Regions from separate parts of the Homo sapiens genome. Here region 2 is linked to region 1. The links are chromatin loops, found by intact Hi-C in ENCODE. Cell type or tissue: heart left ventricle. All regions are shown on one strand. Links, peaks and the distances in the headings refer to the core of each region. The heading gives the core; the rest is flanking DNA.

Evidence for each region. A loop is a pair of places that touch in the nucleus more often than their neighbours do. Peaks named below come from ENCODE experiments on the same cell type or tissue, not always from the same donor. Only the 100,000 strongest peaks of a DNase experiment are listed, where the experiment ranks them.
Region 2: it touches region 1 in a loop (3-fold over the local background); 3 of 110 quality-filtered maps call a loop at or near these places.

The regions. Positions count from the first base shown.
Region 1 is chr22:31,968,188-31,984,680 of GRCh38, reverse strand. It overlaps LINC02558 (long intergenic non-protein coding RNA 2558), which reads right to left and starts at 13,858. Exons shown (of 5, transcript NR_149128.1): 1 at 13,769-13,858; 2 at 11,207-11,294; 3 at 3,276-3,409. It also overlaps the pseudogene RN7SL305P. RefSeq lists enhancers at 14,499-14,608, 14,679-14,728. In heart left ventricle, for the core only: a CTCF peak has its summit at 7,328 (motif pointing left); DNase peaks (open chromatin) are centred at 7,320 and 10,727.
Region 2 is chr22:32,053,713-32,061,712 of GRCh38, reverse strand. All of the region lies in intron 2 of SLC5A1 (solute carrier family 5 member 1), which reads right to left. Among named protein-coding and RNA genes, the nearest start is that of SLC5A1, 14 kb to the right of the region's middle. In heart left ventricle, for the core only: no CTCF peak of the experiment used is centred there; no DNase peak of the experiment used is centred there; H3K4me3 peaks cover 2,738 bases; H3K27ac peaks cover 3,176 bases.

The DNA.
Region 1 (16,493 bases), core at 3,886-11,885:
AGGCAGAGTGATTCCTACTTCAGCTGGGTTCCCACTGCCTTCATACATACCCTGCTATCACACACATCACATCATATTGCATTTGTGTGTTTATCTGTCTAGACACCATGAGGGGCTCAAATGCTGAGCTTTTTAGTCTCAGGGCCCAGCACAGGGCTTTGCAGAGTCAGCACCCAGTAAATGTATGTTGTCAGTGAGTCAGCGAGTGAGCAAGAGATGGAATAAAGAGAGAGCCATCTTGCAGAAAGGAAAAACCCCTGGGCCCAAACTAGACCAGGACTTTGTACCTCACAAATGACATGCGGGTTTTTATCACTGTTATGCTCCTGCTACAAGGGTTGGTATGGCAACCCCCTCCTTCTCCAGAGCCAGGGTCCTCCAGAGACCTCCCCACCACTCCGGTGAGAAGTGAAGCGTGAATGATCTGCCACCCCAACACCCTCAGAGAGGCCAGCCAGCCTCCTGCCCTTCTCCCTAGCTGTGCCAGAACAGCAGGGCCCCCAGGCTGGAAAGTTTGCCAACTGAGTCCACTGGGGAGAGTCCACCAGGACCAAGGGGGAGAGTCTAGAAAACGTTAGAGGCTAAGGAATCTAAGATAACCAGGAATGAGTAGGAGGTGGAGAGAAGAATTCAGTGAGGCCCAAGTGGGCAGAGGCAACAATGAACAAGTTCCAGATAAACAATAAGGAATTTGTCAGGGCAAAAGAGAAGAGCTCCCAAAGACACAACTGTTACCCCTTTGGGAACGTTATGGCCAGCAGGAAAGGCCCAAGACCCAAGGCAAGATCTGGGATGACGCCAGGTAGAGAAGGAGTCTGCAGGACACATGAGGCCAAGAGGGCACTTAGACTGTATATTTAACATCTAAGGCTAGCTGTTCCCCAGAGAAGGGGACTCCTACAGGGCAAGGTTTTCTCTTTTTTTTTTTTTTCTGACACAGAGTCTCGCTCTGTCACCCAGGCTAGAGTGCAGTGGCGTGAGTTTGGCTCACTGCAACCTCCATCTCCCGGGGCAAGGTTTTCTTATAGGGACTGGTGGAGAATTCACCAGGCCTGGATCAAAAAAAAAAAAAATAAAGAAAGAAAAAAGAACAAATGGTAACAAGCACATGAAAAGAAGCTCAACACCATTAGTCATTAGGGAAATATTAAAAAAAATTTTTTTTGAGACAGAGTCTCTCTCTCTCACCCAGGTTGGAGTGCAATGGCATGATACCGGCTCACCGCAACCTTAGCCTCTCGGGTTCAACCCATTCTCCTGCCTCAGCCTCCCGAGTAGCTGGGATTACAGGCACCTGCCATCGTGCCCGGCTAATTTTAGTATTTTTAGTAGAGACGAGGTTTCATTATATTGGCCAGGCTGGTCTTGAACTCCTGACATCAGGTGATCTGCCTGCCTCGGCCTCCCAAAGTGCTGGGATTACAGGCATGAGCCACCACGCCCGGCCAGGAAATACAAATTGAAACCACAAATCAAAACCACAATGAGATACCACTGCCCACCCACCTACTAGGATGGCTATAATCAAAAAAACAAACAATGGCTGGGTGCAGGGGCTCACACCTGTAATCTCAGCACTTTGGGAGGCTGAGGTGGGAGGATCACTTGAGCTCAGGAGTTCAAGACCAGCCTTGGCAACATAGCAAGACTCCATCTCTACAAAAAATCAAAAAATTAGCCAGGCATGATGGTGCATGCCATGTTGGGGTGGAATAGTCCCAGCTACTCAGGAGGCTAAGGTGGGAGGATTGCTTGAGCCCAGGAGATCAAGGCTGCAGTGAGCCATGATTGTGCCACTGCACTCCAGCCTGGGCAGCAGAGCAAGACCCTGTCTCAAAATAATAATAATAATAATATTAATAATAATGTGTTTATGATAATGTGGAGAAACTTTATACATTGCTGATGGGAATGTAAAATGGTACAGCTGCTTTAGAGAATAGTCTGGAGGTTCCTCAACATGTGAAACAGAGAATAATCCTATGACCCAGCAATTCCACTCCTACCCAAAAGAATTGAAAACAGGTATTTAAACAAAACCTGACATACAAATGTTCATATACCCAAAAGAATTGAAAACAGGTATTTAAACAAAACCTGATATACAAATGTTCATATACCCAAAAGAATTGAAAACAGGTATTTTAACAAAACCTGACATACAAATGTTCATAGCAGCACTATTCACAATCACCAAAGGGTGGAAACAACTCAAAAGTCCATCAACAAAGGAATGGATAAACCAAATGTGGTATATTCCACACAATGGACTATTATTCAACTTATGAAAAGAATGAAGTGCTGATACCTGCTACAGCATGAATGAGCCTCAAAAACATTATTCTGGGCCAGACATGGTGGCTCACGCCTGTAATCCCAGCACTTCTGGAGGCTGAGGCAGGAGGATTGCCTGAGCCTGGTCAACATGGTGAAACCCCATCTCTACTAAAAATACAAACAAGGCCAAGCCCGGTGGGTCACGCCTGTCATCCCAGCACTTTGGGAGGCCAAGGCGGGCAGATCACCTGAGGTCGGGAGTTCGAGACCAGCCTAGCCAACATGGTGAAACCCCATGTCTACTAAAGATACAAAAAAATTAGCCAGGTATGGTGGCACGTGCCTGTAGTCCCAGGCTACTCAGGAGGCTGAGACAGGAGAATCACTTGAACCTGGGAGGCAGAGGTTGCAGTGAGCCAAGATAGCGCCAGTGCACTCCAGCCTGGGTGACAGAGTGAGACTCTGTCTCAAAAAAAAAAAAAATACAAACAAAAAAAATTAGCTGGGCATAGTGAACAAATGGTAACCAGCACATGAAACACATGTACAGGTACGTGCCTGTAATCCCAGCTACTTGGGAGGCTGAGGCATGAGAATCGCTTGAACCCAGGAGGCAGAGGTTGCAGTGAGCCAAGATCACGCCCCTGCTCTCCAGCCTGGGCAACAGAGCAAGACTCTGTCTCAAAAAAATAAAATTTTAAAATAAAAAAAATTATGCTGAGTTAAAGAAGCCAGACACAATAGGTCACGTATTGTATGATTCCATTTATATTAAACGTCCAGAGTAGGCAAATTCATAGGGACAGAAAGCAGATGAGTGGTTGTCAGGGCCTAAGGCAAGGGAGGAATGGTAAGTGACTGTTTAAGGAGTATAAGGTTTCTTTTCGGGATGATAAACATATTTTGGAACTACATTAGAGGTAATGGTTGCATAATATCATAAATGTACTAAATGCCATTGAATCATACACTTTAAAATGGTTAATTTTGGTGCATACCTGTAGTCCCAGGGACTTGGGAGGCTGACTTGAGTCCATGAGTTCTGGGCTGTAGTGCACTCTACCAATTGGGCATCCACACTGAGTTTGGCATCAATATGGTGACCTTCCAGGAGCAAGGGACAACCAGCGGCCTAAGGAGGGGTGAACAGCTCAGGTCAGAAACTGAACAGGTCAAAACTCTTGCGCTGATCAGTAGAGGTATCACACCTGTAAATAGTCACTGTACTCCAGCCTGGACAACATAGCAAGATCCTATCTCTACTAAATAAATAAAATGGTTAATTTTATGTTGTGTGAATTTCATCTTTATTTATTTTTTAAAAAAGAACATTGGTTGCAGTGAGCCAAGATTGTGCCACTGTGCTGCAGCCTGGGTGACAGAGTGAGACCCTGTCTCAAAAAAAAAAAAAAAACGAGTATTGGCTGTCAGAGCCATTTAAGTCACTCATGGTCATTGCCTTCTCCACCCAGGTGGACACCAGGTCTCTCTGCCTAACAAAGGCAGGGAATTACAGCTAGGGAGCTTTACCAACCCCACCAGGCGCTGAGGCACAGAACCCCTCTATTGCCTGCCTCCTCTCCACCTCGGCAACTCTCTCTCTGCCTGGTGAGGCCACAGGTGCCCCTGAACCCTCAGAGGTGTCAGGACAGGAAACTGGGGCAGAGGACCAGCTCCTTAGCACTGCCCTTCCCTCAAGCTCACTAAGTGGTTCCTTCATGGGTTTGCACAGTCAATAATTCACCAGCCTGCCAAGGTGCTAGCGGGACAGAAAAGCCCCCCCACTGCTCTCCTGCTAAAGGGGCCCAGGCTGATGAGGGAGATTCTGTCTGCTACTCCATAAACACTGACCGTTTACTGATGGCCTACTATGGGCCAGCACAGCACATGAGATTTGACATGATTATCACATTGCATCCTCATGATAACCCTGTGAGACAAACAGTGTCAAGCCCACAGTAGGATTTTTGCGGGTCTGAGACACCTTTGCTTTTGTGGGCCCCTTCCTCTATAAAAATAATACTAAAAATTATATTTTACAGCTGCATTGATAAAAGAATATTTAATAATGTCTTAATATATCAAGACGTTTTCTTTGACCTAAATTTTCATTTCTTTCTTCAGATGTGAAAAGTAACCAAAACTTTTTTTTTTTTTTTTTTTGTGAGACGGAGTCTTGCTCTGTCACCCAGGCTGGAGTGTAGTGGCGCCATCTCAGCTCACTGCTACCTCCACCTCCCGGGTTCAAGCAATTTTCCTGCCTCAGCCTCCTGAGTAGCTGGGACTACAGGCATGCACCACCACACTCGCCTAATTTTTGTAATTTTAGTAGAGACGGGGTTTCACCATGTTTGTCAGGCTGGTCTCAAACCCCTGACCTCGTGATCTGCCCGCCTCAGCCTCCCAAAGTGCTGGGATTACAGGCATGAGCCACCGCATCCGGCCCTTTTTTTTTTTTTTTTTTTTTTTTTTTCCTAGAGGGAGTCTTACTCTTGTCACCCAGGCTGGAGAACAGTGGTGCAATCTTGGCTCACTGCAGCCTCCAACCCCTGGGTTCAAGCGATTCTACTGCTTCAGCCTGCCAAGTAGCTGGGACTACAGGCACCCACCACCATGTCAGCTAATTTTTGTATTTTTAGTAAAGACAGAGTTTTACTTTGTTGGCCAAGCTGGTCTCAAACTTGACCTCAGGTGACCTGCCTGCCTTGGCCTCCCAAAGTGCTGGGATTACAGGCGTGAGCCACTGCGCCTGGCCAAAAAATAACTAAAACATTTTTATGGACCCTTAAAAGTACCATGGGACCTAGAATATTGAGCCTCTTGTGCCTGATGGATGAGTCAGTCCTGGATATTACTGTTATTTCACAGATAAGAAAACTGAGGCTTAAATTACAGAGCTAAAAAGTGGTAGGTTATAGAAGGAGAAGGGTTGCAAAAAAAAAAAAAAAAAAAAAAAAAAGTGGCAGGGATACATTTGTGGGCAACTGATTTTAGAAAAGGGTGCCAAAAAAATTCAATGGGGAAAGAATAGTGTTTTCTACAAATGGTACTGGTACAGCTGAATATCCACAAACAAAAGAATAAAGTAGACCCCTACTTCATACCATATACAAAAATTAATTAGGCTCGGCACAGTGGCTCATGCCTGTAATCCCAGCACTTTGGGAGGCCGAGGCAGGCGGATCACCTGAGGTCGGGAGTTCGAGACCAGCCTGACCAAGATGGAGAAACCCTGTCTCTACTAAAAATACAAAAAAATAGCCAGGCATGGTGGCGGGCACCTGTAGTCCCAGCTACTTGGGAGGCTGAGGCAGGAGAATGCTGTGAATCCTGGAGGCAGAGCTTGCAGTGAGCCGAGATCACGCCACTGCACTCCAGCCTGAGCGACAGAGCAAGACTCCGTCTCAAAAAAAAAAGAAAAAAGAAAGAAAATAGTCTGGAATTAGATAGTGGTGCTGGTTGTGCAACCTTATCAATATACCAAAAACCACTGAATTGTACACTTTAAAATGGTGAGTTTTATGGTATGTGAGTTGAATCTCTATTTTTAAAAAGTAAAATTATTGTGGTAATGGTTGTGTAATTATAAACATACTAAATATCGAATTGTACACTTTAAAGGGTGAATTGTATGGCATGTGAATTACATCTCAAGAAAGCTATTACCAAAAAAAATTATAGGATTAGTGATCAAATCCAGGTCTTTCCATTCCCAAAACAAATACTCCTAACTGCTCTCCCACTCTGCCTTATTTGCCAACTGACTAGTCCCAAAGGGGCTCTTTACCTCCCTGCTTGCAACACACAAGCTCCTTTTCCTCTCCTACCCTGCCCTCTGAGCACCAAAAAGGCAAATGGTTTCTTCTGTTTTTCATATTTTATTTTATCTCCACAAAAACTGAAGCACTGTATGGTTTCTTCTTTCTAAGCACAGTGTTGTCCAGCTCAGGCCCTCCTCAAAAGCTCTTAAGTACCTGCAATCCAAAGTCCATTCTCTTTCTCTGAATTATGGAAAGAGGGAAAATAAAATAATAAAGTCGTCCAATCTCCTTAACTGGGAAACCAAGGCCTCTCAAGATCTGGCACCATCTTTGTTTTCCTAGGACCCTGCTCCACATGGCCAAACAAATCTCGTTGTCCTTCCTTGAGCCATGTCCTTTGCTGCTGTCCCAGTGCCTGCAAACCCACTCTCCACCCCTCCACTGCATGGCTAAATCCTGACTGTCTGCTCTGATGCTACCTGGCACTTTCTCTCTGAGTTCACAGTTTCACGCACCCATGCACAAGCATTAACTGCACTTCCTCTGAGCTCTCATGGGTCTCTATTTATCCCTCTACACATTTCTCCCTATATTAAATCACTGATACATATATTCCTTGAGGACTGCACAGTCAACAACCCAACTGGTTGTTGGCACACTGTGACACTCACAAAAGTCACACTACGACACTCACAAAAGTCTGGCACACTGCGACACTCAACCAAAGTCACACCAAACCCACTAAAGTGAATTCAATCTCGCCCCCAATCATCCCTCTGCTCTTTTTTCCCTAATGGCAGTTTTCCTGCCAACTAAAAACACTACAGGCAATTTGAACATGATGTTTAGAATTATAATGGATGAAAACCAGTTACAGCCACATTCATTTCATATAAATTAACCTCTGTGAGCTTTATTGCCTTGGTTGCCTTGACTACCCAGCTGTCGGTTGGCATACCCTGCTCAGCCCAAGAGGTGGAAATGTTCCCCTAGCACAGTGATGTCAGCTGGAGTTAAAGGAAGAGAGTGAGATCAGAGCCTGAAGTACCAGCAACTTCTTGAGTGGTTCACACCACCATCTCATGGGGACCCCTCCTACCTGTTCCTCAACTCCAACTGAGACAGCCACGGGGTTGGGAAGTCCAAGGGGGTGTGCCACGGTTGTGCTCTGACAAGGTGTCAGGAAGGGAGCTAGAGAGAGACAGGCCAACCCCTACTCTGGGTTTCCCTTAGGTTGTCTTCATCGGAAATGCCTCTCAATTTCCTAACCACTGCTGCCCCCTGGTGCCCTGATCTGCCACACCCTACAACACACCACCAGCCCTACCCTATGGAACATTAGAAATACATCCCAACAGCCGGGCGCAGTAGCTCACGCCTGTAATTCCAGCATTGTAAGAGGCCAAGGCAGGCAGATCACCTGAGGTCGGAGTTTGAGACCAGCCTGAGCAACTGGAGAAACGCCATGGCTCACACCTGTAATTGCAGCACTTTAAGAGGCCAAGGCAGGCAGATCACCTGAGGTCAGAGTTCGAGACCAGCCTGAGCAACTGGAGAAACACCATCTCTACTAAAAAAAAAAAATACAAAATTAGCCAGCGTAGTGGCGCATGCCTGTAATCCCAGCTACTCAGGAGGCTGAGGCAGGAGAATCACTTGAACCCAGGTGGCGGAGGTTGTGGTGAGCCAAGATCACGCCATTGCACTCCAGCCTAGGCAACAAGAGTGAAACTCTGTCTCAAAAAAAAAAAAAGAGAAAGAAAGAAAAGAAATACATCTCAGCACTTTGGGAGGCCAAAACGGGTGGATCACTTAAGGTCAGGAGTTCAAGACCAGCCTGGCCAACATGGGGAAGCCCCTTCTCTACTAAAAATACAAAAATTATCTGGTTGTGGTGACACATACCTGTCCCAGCTACTCAGGAGGCTGACGCGGGGAATTGCTTCCACCCGGGAGGCAGAGGTTGCAGTGAGCTGAGATCGCACCACTGCACTCCAGCCTGAACGACAGAGTAAGACCCTGTCTCAGAAAACAAAAACAAACAAAAAAAATGTGATTTACATTTTCTAGTAGCCACATTTTAAAAGGTAAAAATAAACAGGTGAAATTAATTTTAATAATACATTTATTTTATGACCAGGCACAATGGCCTACACCTGTAATCTCAGCACTTTCAGAGGCCAAGGCAGAAGGACCTCCTTGCTGGTTTCAAGAGTTTGAAACCAGCCTAGGCAACATAGTAAGGCCACGTCTCTACAAAATAATATTAATATTAATGTATTCTATGTAGCCCAGTATATACAAACTATTAGCAGTTCAATGTATAATCAGTATTAAAAAAAAATTTTTTTTTTGAGACAAAGTCTCTCCTGTCGCCATGCTGGAGTGCAGGGGTGCCATCTTGGCTCACTGCAACCTCCACGTCCCAGATTTAAGTGATTCTCCTGCCTCAGCCTCCCTAGTAGCTGGGACCACAGGCGTGCACCACCACACCCAGCTAATTTTTAAATATTTTTTAGTAGAGACGGGGTTTCAGCATGTTGCCCAGGATGGTCTTGATCTCCTGGCCTCGTGATCCACCCGCCTCGGCCTCCCAAAGTGCTGGGATCACAGTCATAAGCCACCATTCCTGGCCCAGTATAAAAATTATTGAGATATTCTACATTCTTTCTTCCATGCTAACTCTTCAAAATCTAGTGTGTCCTTTATACTTCCAGTACACCTGAAATCAGACAAGCCACATGTCAAGTGCCCAAAAGCCACATGTGGTTCATGGCTACTGTGCTGGAGAGCCTAGTGTCTGTGCTGGACAACTTAGTGCTTGTCCCTTGAACAGTACTGTCTCTGTGGGCCTAACCAGAGCTGCCTGTGCCCTGAACCAAATTTATCTCTAGGCCAGTCCTGTTCCCTGTGCTCCAAGCTCAGAGACCCAGCTTCCTGCTTGTCATCTCCGCTTTCCTGTCTTACAGAAATCTCTAAGTTCATCAAAACTGCATTTGCATTTTCCTCCCCAAAATGTATCTCCCACAACCCACTCCAACTCAGTAAATGGCACCATAATCCACCCAGTTGCTAGAAGTCAAATCCAAGGAGTCTCATTTTCCTTCATCCAAATGGTTATAAAGTCCTGTCAATTCCGTCCATAGATATATCTGTTCACCTGCATCCATCTCCACTGCTATTGCCCTAGTCCAGGCCACCAACATTTTGCCTGGACTACAAAATGATTCCTTTCCATTTATTTATTTATTATTTATTTATTTATTTATTTATTTTTGAGACAGAACCTCCGCCTCCCGGGTTCAAGCGATTCTCCTGCCTCAGCCTCCCAAGTAGCTGGGACTACAGGTGCACGCCACCACGCCTGGCTAATTTTTGTATTTTTAGTAGACACGGGGCTTCACCATGTTGGCCAGGATGGTCTCGATCTCTTGACCTCATGATCCGCCCACCTCAGCCTCCCAAAGTGCTGGGATTACAGGCGTGAGTCACTGCGCCCGGCCTCAATGATTTCTAACTAGTTTAACTCCCACCTTCCCACCTTCTCACTCTATACCCACACAGAGCAGCCTGAGGGACTGGACCACTCCCCTACCCACATCCCTCCACCAGCTTCCCGATGCCTTCTACTAAAATCCAAACTCCTGGCCTAGTTTTGCCACACCCTCCACAACTTGCTCCCTGCACCTCACTGCCCATCACTCTCCCACTGGCCATATGCCTCAAATCTGCTAAACTCGTTTCCACTTCCTGGTCCCTTTCTCTGGAATGCTCTTCCTCCAGACCCTTCCATTGCCTGGCTCCTTCTCATCATTCAGGTCTCCAGAGTGGCCTTCCCTCTCCACCTTATCTGCAATAGTCCCTTCATCCTTAGTCATTTGCTAGCCCATCATCTTTTTATGTTCTCCAGAGCATTCATCATTTCCTGATATTATTTGTCTAATTGGTTATTTGCCTTCTGTCTTCTTCCAGTACAACATAAGCTCCATGACAGAAAGCATTTCTCCTGTATTGTTCATCGCTGTTTTGGGAGCAAATAGAACAGCGTCCAACACAGAGTAACACATGCATGAGTGAGTGAGTGGATGAATGCTATTCCCTCTGTCTGGAACACTCTTTCCATCCCATGGCTCCTCCTCTTTCAGGTCTTAGGCTAAGTGTCACCTGCTCAGAGAATCCTCCCAGAATGGCCTGCTTTGTTCTCTATCTTAGCACCCGCCTTGCTACCCTCACAGCACATACCACAATTTTAACTTTTTTTTTTTTTTTGAGACAGAGTTTCACTCTTGTTGCCCAGGCTGGAGTGCAGTGGTGCAACCCCGTTCACCACAACCTCTGCCTCCCAGGTTCAAGCGATTCTCCTGCCTCAGCCTCCCAAGTAGCTGGGATTAGAGGCATGTGCCACCACGCCCAGCTAATTTTGTATTTTTAGTAGAGATGGGGTTTCTCCATGTTGGTCAGGCTGGTCTCCAACTCCCAACCTCCGGTGATCCGCTGGCCTCGGCCTCCCAAAGTGCTGGGATTACAGACATGAGCCGCCGTGCCTGGTATCAGAATTTTTACTTTAACTAATTCGTGTACTTTCATTTTTGTCTTCTCCCATTGCCCTTATCACCACTTCTAGACACTGCACTCCATAAACAGGGTCAATGTCTGTACAGTTCACTCCTGTCACTCACTGCCTGGCACAAAGCCTGGCATGTGGTGGATGTCCAATAAACACTGGATGTGAATGAATAACCAACTCTTCCTGGGACTTCCCAGGCCTGCCCAGGAGAACAATCCCCTGGGAGTATCCCACCAGGTCCCTACAAAAAACTTGCCTCGCCCAGGTCACCTCTAATTTCCAGGAGCTGTAGCTCCCGCCTCACTGGAACACTGAGGCTGCCTGGGCATGATGTGAGCTGGGGACCCCAGCTTCAAAGAAAGGAGCGGGACTGGGGCAGAAAGAGAGAGGATCGTCGTCCCCAGAGTATACATCTGAGTCTTGCCAATTCCCCTCCCTCCCTCCCCCAGGGTCATCAGACCCCTCCTCCCACCAAGGGTCCCAGGAGTCCACCCAGGTTGGGCTGAGGGAGGGTTTCTGACCCAGCTCCCACCTTCCCCAGTACCTATCCCAACCCCACTGGGCTGAACACACAGCCAGGGACTTCGGTATTCCCACTTACCAAGCCAGAAAGCAACAGAGTCTGTCGGCGGGAGCTCCCCATCCCCACACTGTGGCTAGACAGAGTTCTACAACATCCTTGGGCACACCTGAAATCAGACAAGCCACATGTCAAGTGCCCAACAGCAACACGTGGTTAGTGGCTATTGCACCAGACAGCTTAGCTCTTGCTCCCCGAACATCATGGCCCCAGGATTTCTGTTAGAAACCCTTCCACTCAAGTCTCAAGCCTTAGAGATCATAGAACCCAAGCTCTTCACTGCTGTAAAAGCCCAGAGAGCAGCAGAGACAGGCCCAGGGTCACACAGCCCAGGCCAGAACCCCAGGCTCCTATGGGTGGGGGTAACAGACACAGCGTCCCCTGGAGCCCAGGAGTTCAGGCCACCCCTGCCTTTTCTCATTTCTTTCTTCCATTCTTCCTCCCCTGCATCAGGAAAACCATGAGAGGTCAGGTTATAACTTCCTCACACCTGGGCTTTCACCTCCATGGTTATATTTCCAAACCCACAGTACCGGGCAGGGCAGGGAAGTAGGTGGCAGGTTTGGGTTTGGGGGGATTTTGTTTGTTTGAGAGGGGTCTCCCCGCTGTCACCCAGGCTGGAGTGCAGTAGTGTAATCGAATGCACCACTGGAGTGCAGTCGAGGATCACTGCAGCCTCGACTTCCTGGGCTCAAGCCCCATCTTCCCACCTCGGCCTCCCATGTCCAGCTAATTTTTTTTCTTTAGAGATGGGGTTACTTACTACGTTGCCCAGGCTGGTCTTGAACCCCTGGCCTCAAGTGATCCTCCCCACCTTGGCCTCACAAAGTGCTGAGGTTATGGGTGTGAGCCACCATGTCCAGGCTGTCTCCCCTTTCTGAAAGCTGTCCGTGATGACACCGAGGCCTGGGTGAAGTGACCTGCACAAGCACACACAGTGAGGTGGAAGCACTGCCACGACCAGCACAGGAATGCTCTCTCCAGCTCAGGGCCGGGTCCCACTGCCCTGGCACCTCCTGGAAGGGCCCGGGTCTGGGCCCCCATGCTGCCAGCTCTAACATAGAAGGCAGTCAGTGGATCAGGCCCAGCCCACAGCTGCTCCAGGTCCGGGAAGGATCAGACCCAGCCCACAGCCAATCCGCGTCGGGCGGGGAAGGGCTGAACGTGGAGTAACTCTCAGTACAGCCGCTGAAAGCCAGGGCTCTGGCCCCTCCACTGCCACTCTTCTGCTCCAGGGACAGCTGTGCTGGCCGAGCGCCACCTCAGGAGCGGGTCAGCATCGTTGTCCCCTCTGCCCCCCAAGGGCCTGGGAGATCCTGAGGGGAAAAAACCAAAGCCCTTTGGCAAGTAACTCTGACCAAAAACAGAAAAAAAACGGCCGGGCACAGTGGCTCACACCTGTAATCCCAGCACTTTGAGAGGCCGAGGCGGGCAGACTCTTGAGGCCAGGAGTTCAAGACCAGCCTGGCCAACATAGTGAAACCTCGCCTCTACTAAAAACACAAAAATTAGCCAGGCGTGGTGGTGAGTGCCTGTAATCCCAGCTACTCAGGAGGCTGAGGCAAGAGAATCATTTGGACTCGGAAGGGAGAGGTTGCAGTGAGCAGAGATCGCACCACTGCACTTCAACCTGGGCAACAGAGCAAGACTCAAAAAAAAAAAAGAGGCCGGGCGCGGTGGCTCACGCCTGTAATCCCAGCACTTTGGAAGGCTGAGGTGAGCGGATCACGAGTTCAGGAGATCGAGACCATGCTGGCTAAGACGGTGAAACCGCGTTTCTACTAAAAATACAAAAAATTAGCCGGGCGTGGTGGCGGGCGCCTGTAGTCCCAGCTACTCGGGAGGCTGAGGCAGGAGAACGGCGTGAACCCGGGAGGCCGAGCTTGCAGTGAGCTGCACTCCAGCCTGGGCGACAGAGCGAGACTCCGTCTAAAAAAAAAAAAAACAAAACAACAGCAACAACAACAACAAGAACAAAAAACAGAAAAAGCAAGGCCTGGGCTCCACATATTTCCTCCCCTCACCATCCTCCATGGACTCTGTTCGCCCTCACAGTGTGCAGGGCTCGGGGACCCAGGTGACAAGGGCCGACCTGCCAGCCGACCACCTGGCAGGAACCGCAATGGTTGGGCGGATACAGTGGCTCTGCCTGTGATCCCGGAGCTTTGGGAGGCCGAGGCGGGAGGATGGCTTGAGCCCAGGATGTCGAAGCTGAGTGAGCCGAGATGACGTCACTGCACTCCAGCCTGGGTGACATAGTGAGGTGACCCCTCTCATAAAAAGAAAAAGAAAAGGAAAGAAAGTGAGAGAAATAGAGAGAGAAGGAAGGAAAAGAAAGAAAGAAAAGACAAGAAAAAAGAGGGAGAAAGGCAAGGGAAAGACAGGAAACGCAGGGACTGACTGAGGGACTGATGGAGGAGGCGTGTGAGCCGGGCTGGGGACGCGACTGACTGATCGGCTGACAGGATGACCAGCTGCACTGGGGTTGCTGAGGGGTGGCAGCGACAGCCAGCCTCTCAGCCTCGGTTTCCGCCTGCCTCCTGCCTCAAGCCAACTCACTGCGTGGCCTACCCCGACACTAACCGGCGCCTGAACCAAAACCCACGGAGCCTGGCGGCCGCGGCTCCCTCAGAGAGTCGCCCTAGACCCTGCGCGGCTCCACAGCGCCACCTCGAGGCTGCGCCTGGAAGGGAGGGGCTGGGGAAGTGGGCGGAGTCAAGGGCGGGGCTACAGGTGGAGCGTCGGCAGGAGCTCCAGCATCCCCTTTCCCGGGACGCCGCTCCTCTTCCCCGCCTCCTTGGCTCTCCCCCGGAGCCTCTTCCTCCTCCCCCGTTCGAGTGGGCAGGTCCCCGCGGGAGCCTGAGTCGCACTGCAGACCTATCCTGTGACCTGAAAGAAACTCCCAGTTCCCCATTAGACCCCCTGGCAGCCTGGGCATCCCGGCGGTTCCAGGGACCCGCTGGGGCGGATGACGGCCGAACCTTTGGGCGCCAGGCTGGCAGTAGACGTGATAGAGGTGAAAACCCCACCACCCTCTTAATCCCCAGAAATGCTACAGGATTCTGGGGGGCCTGAGCGAGCAGCTGAGGACAAGGGCCGATGATATTTGCTTTATTTGTTACTGGGCTTGCTCCCTCCCCCGCATCCCGCTGCTCTTCACACTTGCAAGCTCACCTGACTGCCAGGTGGCCGGTCTGGAGCATGGCGAGCACCTTCGAGCCCCATAGATGGCAGCACAGGCCTAAGAAAAGTCGTACCAGAATGGTGTCTCCCTTCCAAACTCAGGCCGGGAGAGATAGAGCCACTTAGGGGAGAAAACTAATGTCCAGAGTGGCAGAAACATCCTCACATCCCGAAGGGTCTTGAACCCTAACTTCTTGCCCCAGGACAAGAAGACAAGGCAGAGTAAAGAGAGGCTCACAGGGAGAGGCAAGTGACAGTTCAGAACACAGGTGCACCATGCCACGCGACTGTGGGCGTCTCCTCACCTCTCTGAGGCCGTTTCCTGAACTGTAAAATCAGGGACAAGAAGGATACCTGCGTCACGGGATGTTCTGAGATTAACTGAGATGCTGCATGCAAATCACTTAACCACAGGGCATGTGGTAAGTGCTCTAATATATGTAAAGCAACGTTCCACTGCTTTTTGTTTGTTTGTTTTTGAGACACAGTCTCGCTCTGTCACCTAGGCTGGAGTACAGTGGCATGATCATAGCTTACTGCAGCCTCAAACTCCTGGGCACAAGTGATTCTCCCACCTTAGCCTCCTGAGTGGCTGGGACTATAGGTATAGCTATCGAGCCCAGCTAATTTATCTTTTTTTATGTTTTGGAGAGATGGTGTCTTTCTACATTGCCCAGGCTGGTCTGGACCTCCTGGCCTCAAGCAATCCTCCCGCCCTGGCCTGCCAACGTGCTAGGATTACAGGACTGAGCCACCATGCCCTGCTGAGTGTGATGTCTTTTTTACTGTGTCAACTTGGCTAGACTAAAGGCCCCAATTATTCCAACACTAAACTGGATGTTTTGGTGAAGTTGTTTTGTAGATGCGAATAAAGTCCATTATCAGTTGACTTTACATAAAAGGAAGATATCCTGGATAATTTAGGTGGGCTTGATAGACGCAGTTGAAAGGCCTTAAAATCAGACTTGAGGTTTTCCTGAAGAAGAAATTCTGCCTGTGGATAGCAACTTCAGCCCTTGACAAGAGTTCCAGCCTGCACTTACTGCACTTACCTAGCCAGCCCCACAATCACGCAAATCACCTCCTTGCAACAAATCTCTTAATCTGTATCCCCTTACTGGTACAGTTTCTCTGATTGAACCCTAATACATTAAGGAAGCAGTATGGCCAGGCGCAGGGGCTCACACCTGTAAACCCAGCACTTTGGGAGGCCGAGGCAGGCGGATCACTTGAGGTCAGGGGTTCGAGACCAGCCTGGCCAACATGGTGAAATTGTCTCTACTAAAAATACAAAAATTAGCCTGGTGTGGTGGTACGCGCCTGTAATCCCAGCTACTCAGGAGGCTGAGGCACAAGAATAGCTTGAACCCGGGAGGCGGAGGTTGCAGTGAGCCGAGATTGCACCACTGCACTCCAGCCTGGGCAACAGAGCAAGACTCTATCTCAAAATAAAAAGGAGTGTGTGTGTGTGTGTGCGCGCATGTGTGTGTGTGTGCGTGTGTGTTGGGGGTCACAGGGCCTAATCTTCGTGTTTATTCACTCCTTTTTTTTTTCGAGGCAGTCTCACTCTGTTCCCCAGGGTGAATTGCAGTGACACGATCTTGGCACACTGCAGCCTCGACCTCCCAGGCTCAAGCAATCTTCCCACCTCAGCCTCTTGAGTAGCTGGAACTACCAGGCCTGGCTAATTTTTGTATTTACTGTTTTGCCATGTTACCCAGGCTACTTTCAAACTCCTGAACTCAAGCAGTCCACCTGCCTCGGCCTCCAAAAGTGCTGGGATTACAGGTGTGAGTCACCGTGCCCAGCCTATTCATTTCTTTTTAATCTCCGGGTAGTTTGTGACTTTTGAGGTCCAGTACTTGGAGGCACTAGCAAAACCATGGTTATTTATTGGTTGGGGTGGGCTATGAGGTAGCTAGAGGCAGAGGGCCCCTTCCACCAGTCCTGCCCCCTGAGGCCTCAGCTTCGTGGATGTGCCTGCTCATTCCCCTCTTCTCCCTGCCTCAGGTGTAGGCCTGGAAATGAGAGCTACAAAGTATGCTGTCCCTGGGAACCAGCTGGTGAGGAGGAGGCTTCTACCCCAGCAACCATCTGTCCCACATGTCCCTGTACCCCGCCTCTC
Region 2 (8,000 bases), core at 1-8,000, 81 kb before region 1:
GGAGGACCTAGGCCAGTCCCTCTAATTGCCATCACTATTAAAGAATCTGCCTCTCTGTTATTTGGAACATTCAGCAAGAACAGATTTCCTCCCATTGCAATTTAGATTCCTGAAAAGACCAATTTGGTTTGCCTTAACAAGACACAATGGCTCTATCACTTAAATTCTTTTTACTTTAGTCCCTCCAGGGTTTGGCACAAATTTAATGTTTCCCCCTTGTGCCTCCTCTAAAGGGAAAACTACCTAAACCAAAAACATCAGGCAAAATCATTTCTCCCTACTGACTTTTTTTTTTTTTAAGACAGAGTCTCGCTCTGTCACCCAGGCTAGAGTGCAGTGACATGATCTCAGCTCACTGCAACCTCCCCGTCCCAGGCTGAAGTGATTCTCCTGACTCAGTCTCCCAAGTAGCTGGGACTACAGCTGCATGCCAGCATGCCCAGCTAATTTTAGTAGAGACAGGGTTTGACCATATTGGCTAGGCTGGTCTTGAACTCCTGACCTCAGGTGATCTGCCCGCCTCAGCCTCCCAAAGTCCTGGGATTACAGGCATGAGCCACCGCAGCCAGCCGCTACTGACAATTAATGTTAGAAGTCAGAAGCTGGCAGGAATTGCATCTGTCTCTCGAACCAAAGACAGGTGTTACTCTATTTAATGACCCACCCAGACCTATTGAAATCAGAGTAATAAGCTCTTCGGGTGATTCTTATGCCCAACAAAGTTTGAGAAGCCTGCCCTAGAGTGTATTGAAAGCCACTGTTTCCTCCTTAAATTTGTTTTCATCACTCTTTGGAAGCAGGGATGCAGTCTGTAACTACACAATTAGAATGCTAAAATCTGGCCTGGTGGTGTGGTGTCTCAGGCCTGCAATACCAATACTTTGGGAGGTTGAGGTGAGAGGACCACTTGAGGCCAAGAGTTCAAGACCAGCCTGGGTAACATAGCGAGACCCCGTCTCTACAAAAAAATTAAAAACTAGCCAAGCATGGTGGCATGTACCTGTAGTCCTAGCTACTTGGAAGGCTGAGGTGGGAGGATCGCTTGAGCCCAGTAATTCAAGGTTGCAGTGAGTGTAATCATGCTGCTGCACTGCAATTGGGGGGACAGAATAAGACCGTGTCCCCTCCAAAAAATGCTAAGATCTGGAGGACAAAAAGTGAAAGAGGCTCTCTCCAAAATTCCCTGCTTAACTGCCAGAGTTTTAAAGATCTGTTACCCGCTGGGCACAGTGGCTCACACCTGTAATCCCAGCACTTTGGGAGGATGAGCCAGACAGATGACCTAAGGTCAGGAGTTCAAGACCAGATATGGTCAACATGGTGAAACCCCATCTCTACTAAAAATACAAAAAAATTAGCCAGACGTAGTGGTAGGTGCCTGTAATTCCAGCTACTCGGGAGGCTGAGGCAGGAGAATCACTTGAGCCTGGGAGGCAGAGGTTGCAGTGAGCCGAGATCGCGCTATTGGGCTCCAGCCTGGGCAACAAGAGCAAAGTTCCATCTCTTAAAAAAATATATATATATATGTGTGTGTGTGTGTGTGTGTGTGTGTGTGTGTGTGTGTGTGTATGTGTATATATATGTGTGTATGTATATATATGTGTGTGTATATATATGTGTGTGTATACATGTGTGTATATATATATGTGTGTGTATATATGTGTGTGTGTGTGTGTGTGTGTGTGTGTGTGTGTGTGTATAACCATGGCCCCTGTGCTGCCCAGTGGGCGGCATTTTCACTTCAACCACATGCCAACATATAGAACATGGAGTGAAAGAAACTTTGACTGATCTCACCAGGGAGGCCCCGGAACTGGAAGGCTTGGTAGAATCAAGACTTCCATGATACCATCAGGCCGCAGCAAAGTTATGAAAGCAAAGATATTTCGACTGGAAATCCACTGAAGCTACTCAAAATCTTGGTGGGAAATCATTCCGCAAACAATTTATCTCCTCAAGAGATGGGATTGTGAGAGTTCTCAGAGGTGATCTCAACCACCAGAGACAACAAAGGTTGTTGACCAGAGCACTTTTCAACCTCTCAGCTGTGGCGTGAAATTCAGAAGAGGAATTACAGGCACTCCAGACTCTCTGCAATAAAGTCAGTCCCACCTTCTCCAATCTCAGCAGCCCTGCCATGCCCTGCCATGTCCCCTCCACTCTGGCAAAACCACACTGGCTCAATTTCCAAGATGTGCTCTGTGCTTTCCTGCCTCCTGCTTTTGTTTATGACATTTTCGTTTTTCCTGGAATGCCCTCTTCATCAAGCTCTGTCTATAAAAACACTTCCCTCATCTGCAGAATAAAGCCCAGTCCCACCTCTCCACTGACACCATCCAGAGCCGATCTCCATCCTCCAATCTCTTACCTCATGTGTTGTCTGTTCCCCTCTCCTGGTGCGTGTCACATCCCCACTTTGATAACTGCTTCCACACAAGTCTGCTGCCCCAAATACCTTCTAGCCTTCAAAGAGCCCACTTTTGGGACAGAGTCTTTTTCTGTCGCCCAGGCAGGAGTGCAGTGGCATGATCTCGGCTCACTGTAACTTCTGCCTCTCAGCTGTGGCATGAAATTCAGAAGAGGAATTTCAGGCACTCCAGGCTCTCTGCAATCCAGTCCTGCTTCCACTTAACAGAGGACATTCTTTGCACATGGCAAGGACTCAGTAAAGATCTGCTGAGTGAGTAAGTGATATCAAATCTTTGAATGTTCCACTTGGGGAAACAACAGAAACCATAGCAACCAAATGTCTGAGAGCTGCATTTATTCCCACTGGGGCATGGAGTCAGGACTCTTCTCAGGGACATGCCAAGGACCACTCTCTCCTGAAGAAGAGGCAATAAACCTAGCCTGCCAGGCCTACCCAGGGCCCATGAGAACAGCAGGGTATACTGGAGACTATGAAGTGGCTCTGTGAAATATCAGTCTGGCAACCCACAAGCTCAGTGTTCATAAGAACAAGACCATAAGGGGAACTGACCTTATAGGTTAGTCCGTCAAATAGGATTTTTTTAATGTTAAATACTTGGTGTTGGCAAATAAATAGGCTCTCCCACATATTTCTGGTAGAGATGTAAATTGATACCATTTTTCTGGAAAGTTGTCGGTTGGTACACGTTAAAATCATTTAAAAGTTTGTCTCCTTCCACTTATATGACCCTATTTTTAGGACTCGGTTTTAAGCAAATTATCAGAGATGCAGACAAAGACTTAGATACAAGGATTTCATCAGTATGTTCATTGCTATGTCATTTACAACAGAGGAATGTTGGAAACCACGTAAGGGCCCAACAATAGAAAAACAATTGGATAAATTCAAGTTCATATTTATGATAGAATTTTAAAAAAATTTTTGTAGAGATGGGATCTCGCTATATTGACTAGGCTGGTCTCAAACTCCTGACCTCAAGCTTTCCTCCCAGTTTGGCTTCCCAAAGTGCTAGGATTATAGGCATGAGCCACTGCACCCAGCCATATGATGGAATAGTGTGCAGCCATTAAAATTATAGCTTTGAAGAATTCGTTATGACATGAGGAGATACAAACCTATATACCCTATGAGCCCCAAAATGTTTAAATATATGCATAGGTGTGTGTGTGTGTGTGTACCTGTGTATACATATATATATCCAAATTTAACAATGATTATCTTGGGAAGACAAAACAATGAGTGCATTTTTAAAATACTTTTCCAGTTTTTTCACAAGGGGTTTGTATAATTTTATAATCAGAACACAATCCTTTAAAATCTTTAAGAATAAGGAACAACAATTCCAGAGCTGTCTCAGATTCACTAGCAGAGCCTGAGGACTGAAAGCAAAGTAGGCATGTAAGTTATGTGTTTTTTGGGGGGATGTAGAAAAAGACGTGAAAATGTCACTGAGTGCTAGCTACAGTTATGTTTTGTGTGCCTGGAAATAGAAAATTGACATCTTAACCCAGCTCATGTGATGTTAGAGCTGGAATTACCTTGGAAATGATTACAGCTGACCTTGTTATTTTCCAATGAAAATAAAATTGTAGCCCAGAAGAAGAAAGTGATTCACGTTTACATATTAATTTTATCTTTACTTTCACACCCTAAGGACAGTAAGTCAGCATGTGCACACTCAGGATCACAAATCCAGGCATCAAGAATTGTCCTGGGGGCTGGGTGCGGTAGCTTATGCCTGTAATGCCAGCACCTTGGGAGGCCATGGCAGGAGGATCACTTGAATCCAGGAGTTTGAGACCTGCCTGGGCAACATAGTGAGACCCCATCTCTCCAAAAAAATAAAAAATTAACTGGGTGCAGTGGCACTGTCTATAGTCCCAGATACTCGGGAGGCTGAGGAAGGAGGATCCTTTGAGCCCAGGAGGTCTAGGCTTTGATGAGCTGTGATCACACCACTGCACTCCAGCTTGGGCAACAGAGTGAGATCATATCTCAAAAAACAATGAAAAGAATTGCCTAGGGCAATGGACAACTGGCTTCACAATCAGAGGCAGCCAGGGGATTTTTAAAAAGGATCCTGTATCAATAATCATACTTGAAAGTACAATTAAATGGCATGGACATCCTTTTCCTCCCCTCCTTCAAAGCACACTGTGAACCTTCCAACCTGGTTCTAATCTTGGTTCCGCCATAGCAAACTATGTGACCTTGAGGCAGTCACTTTACTGCTTTTAGCCTCAGTCTCTTCCACTGTAAACCAAGGATAATAATCTTTTTTGGCCTACCCTAAAGGGTATTACTGGACTTTAATGATGTGACAAAATTTAAGAAAGTTTTGCTCCACAAAGACATGCTATTCTGAAGAAGTATTGATGCTTTTACACAGCCCATGTTTTTATAGATTACCCTGAATTTCCTGAAAGAAACAGAGTCATCGTTTTCTCCTTGAGGAAACAAGGTCATCATAGCCCAAATGGAAAATGCAGTCAGCTAATTTCAGGAAACATTTTTCTTTGTTAACAAACCATCTAAGACCCAGAGTGTCCAGAATTCTGGAGATGGCTTCCTGCTCCCTGCTTTTGTCCTTCTCTTTAAGGGATATCGGGAGATCCCAGGGCGTCTTCTCCATGCCTTCTCTAGGCTGTGCTGGACTCCTCCCTTGGGATATCCTCCAATAGTGGTCCTTAAACTTTAACATAATCAGAACACGAGATATACAGTTAAGTCTGCCTATCTTGAATATGCAGATTCACAGATAATATATTCATTATACATTTGTAGCATAAGTATGTCCCGAATATTGCATGGGACATACTTATGCTAAAAAAAAAAAAAAAAAAAGACAGGAAGGTATGTATTGTTTGCCTGAAATTCAGATTTAACTGGGCATCCTGTATTTTTATTTGTGAAATCTGGCAACCCTAATCAGAATCACCTGGAGGACTTAAAACACAGACTGGTCAGGCATGGTAGCTCACACCTATCGTCCCAGCACTTTGGGAGGCCAAAGGGGGAAGACTGCTTGAGCTCGGGAGTTCGAGACCAGGCTGCGCAACATAGCGAGACCTCACCTCTACTAAAAATCAAAAATTAGCCAGGCGTGGTGGCACGCACCTGTAGTCCCAGGTACTCAGGAAGCTAAGGTGGGAGGATCGTTTGAGCCCAGGAGATCAAGGCTATAGTAAGTTATGATCACGTCACTGCACTCCCACAGAGCAAGACTGTGTCTCAAAAAACAAACAAACAACAACAACAAAAAACATACGCAGATTACTGGGCCCCATTTGCTAGCGTTTGTGATTCAGTAGGTCTGGTTTGAGGCTAGAAATTTTGCATTTCTAACAAGAGTGCAGGTCTTGCTGATGCTGCTGGTCTGGGTACCACAGTTTGAGAGCCCCATCCTGGGAGAATAAGAAAGGGAGAGGAGAATGCTAATTTTTACAGCACCACCTTTGGGCCAAGGGTTGGACCATGTATTTCATTTGCTTTTTCTTATTTAATGCCCACTACAGTTCTGTGAGGTTTGTATTATTCTGATCTTCATTTACAGATGACAATAAGGATCAGAAGGTTGAAGTGACTTGCCCAAGGTCTTATAGCCAAAGGTGACTGAAGTCCCAGGGGCACAGGGAGAGGCTGTAGCACACACTGACTTTCTGGTTTTTCCCAGGACATTCCCTTCTGAATGTCCCTGAAGGGGCACAGTGGGGTGAGAACCTCCTACCCATCCCACTGTAAACTCAGGAATGGAATGTGCTCATCTGTGTCATGTTTTCATATTCCTTCTTCACCTTCTAGGAACTTGTCTTTAATCATGATTAGTGTCTCTCTTAGGAAGCTCTCTCTTTCCACAGAGGAAGTTTGAAAAGATTTAATCTTGGATCATTGCCATCTCAAGGATCACACTTCCTGGATTGGGACAGAAAATCAGATGGAGCTCCTATATTCAGAGTATTTTATTTCTGAGACTCTAGTAAATATTTAGGCACAGGCTTTGTTCCAGAGTCATCACAGTCTCTATTTACTCGGCCAACTCCTATTCCCATGGACAATGGTCCTCTTTCACTCATTACCTTCATGAACTTCTCTCCTTGCCCAAAGAAACAAAGGGGCAAGAAATCAGGAAACCACTGACATTTTCCCACCAGTTTTTGGCACAAAAGGCAGGTGAGGTCTTCCACTGGCGTTTAGAGGTTAAGGAGGCTGAAGACCAATCCATCCTCTCATCGAGATGAGCCCATCTTTGGAATCATCAGCAATTCAGGGTCACTCACTCAAAGCACCTGATCTAAATATACCATCTTGGCCGGGTGCAGTGGCTCACACCTGTAATCCCAGCACTTTGGGAGGCCAAGGTGGGCAGATCACATGAGGCCAGGAGTTCAAGACCAGCCCGGCCAACATGGTGAAACCCTGTCTCTACTAAAAATACAAAAAAATTAGCCAGGCTTGGTAGCACAAGCCTGTAATCCTAGCTACTAGGGAGGCTGAGGCAGGAGAATTGCTTGAACCTGGAAGGTGGAGGTTACAGTGAGTCAAGATTGCACCACTGCACTCCAGACTGGGCAACAGAGTGAGACCCTGTCTCAAATAAATAAATAAATAAATAAATATACCATCTGTACCCCACACTGGCCCCCTTTCAGTTTTTCAAATATCCCAAGCTTCTTCCTACATCAGGGCCTTTGGCCATTCTGTTCCTTCCACTTGGGTTACTCATCCCAGAATCTTCACATGGCTGGCTCCTTCTGATCATTCAAATCTCAACCTGAATGCTCAATCCTCAGAAAGGCCCTCTTTGAGCCTATGTTGAATAAGGAAGACCCTTCTCCCTCCCACTGAACCTCACCCTTGACTCAAATACACTTTCTTCTGAGCACTTAACTATTATTGATAATTTTACGTATATTTTGTAAGAATGTGAGGGACATAAACACACACATGCACATGGATATATCAGCACCTACATGGCATCTGGCACATAGTAGGTATCAACATGCAGTTGTGGAATGAGAGAATACTACTACATAAATAGATGAATGATTCAATTCACAGCTTAAGGAGGAGAAGCTGGAGATGAGAAACAATTACTATTTTATTTTTTTTTAGATGGAATCTTGCTCTGTTGCCCAAGCTGGAGTGCAATGGTGCGATCTCAGCTCACTGCAACCTCCATCTCCTGGGTTCAAGCAATTCTCCTACCTCAGCCTCCCAAGTAGCTGGGATTACAGGCACCTGCCACCACGCCCAGCTAATTTTGGTATTTTTAGTAGAGACGGGGTTTCATCATGTTGGCCAGCTGGTCTTGAACTCCCAATCCAGGCGATCTGCCTGCCTCGGCCTGCCAAAGTGCTGGGATTACTGGTGTGAGCCACCGCACCCGGCTGAGAAACAATTATAATGATGATAATCATGATAGGCATCCCTTGGACAGCATTAACTATATAGTGTCCTAAGAGATTTACATGTATTAACTAATTTAATCCCAGATATATTTCTAATATGAATAATACAACGAATTCATTTTAACTGATAGTTTCACCACCTTTCTGCCTCTTCCGACTTC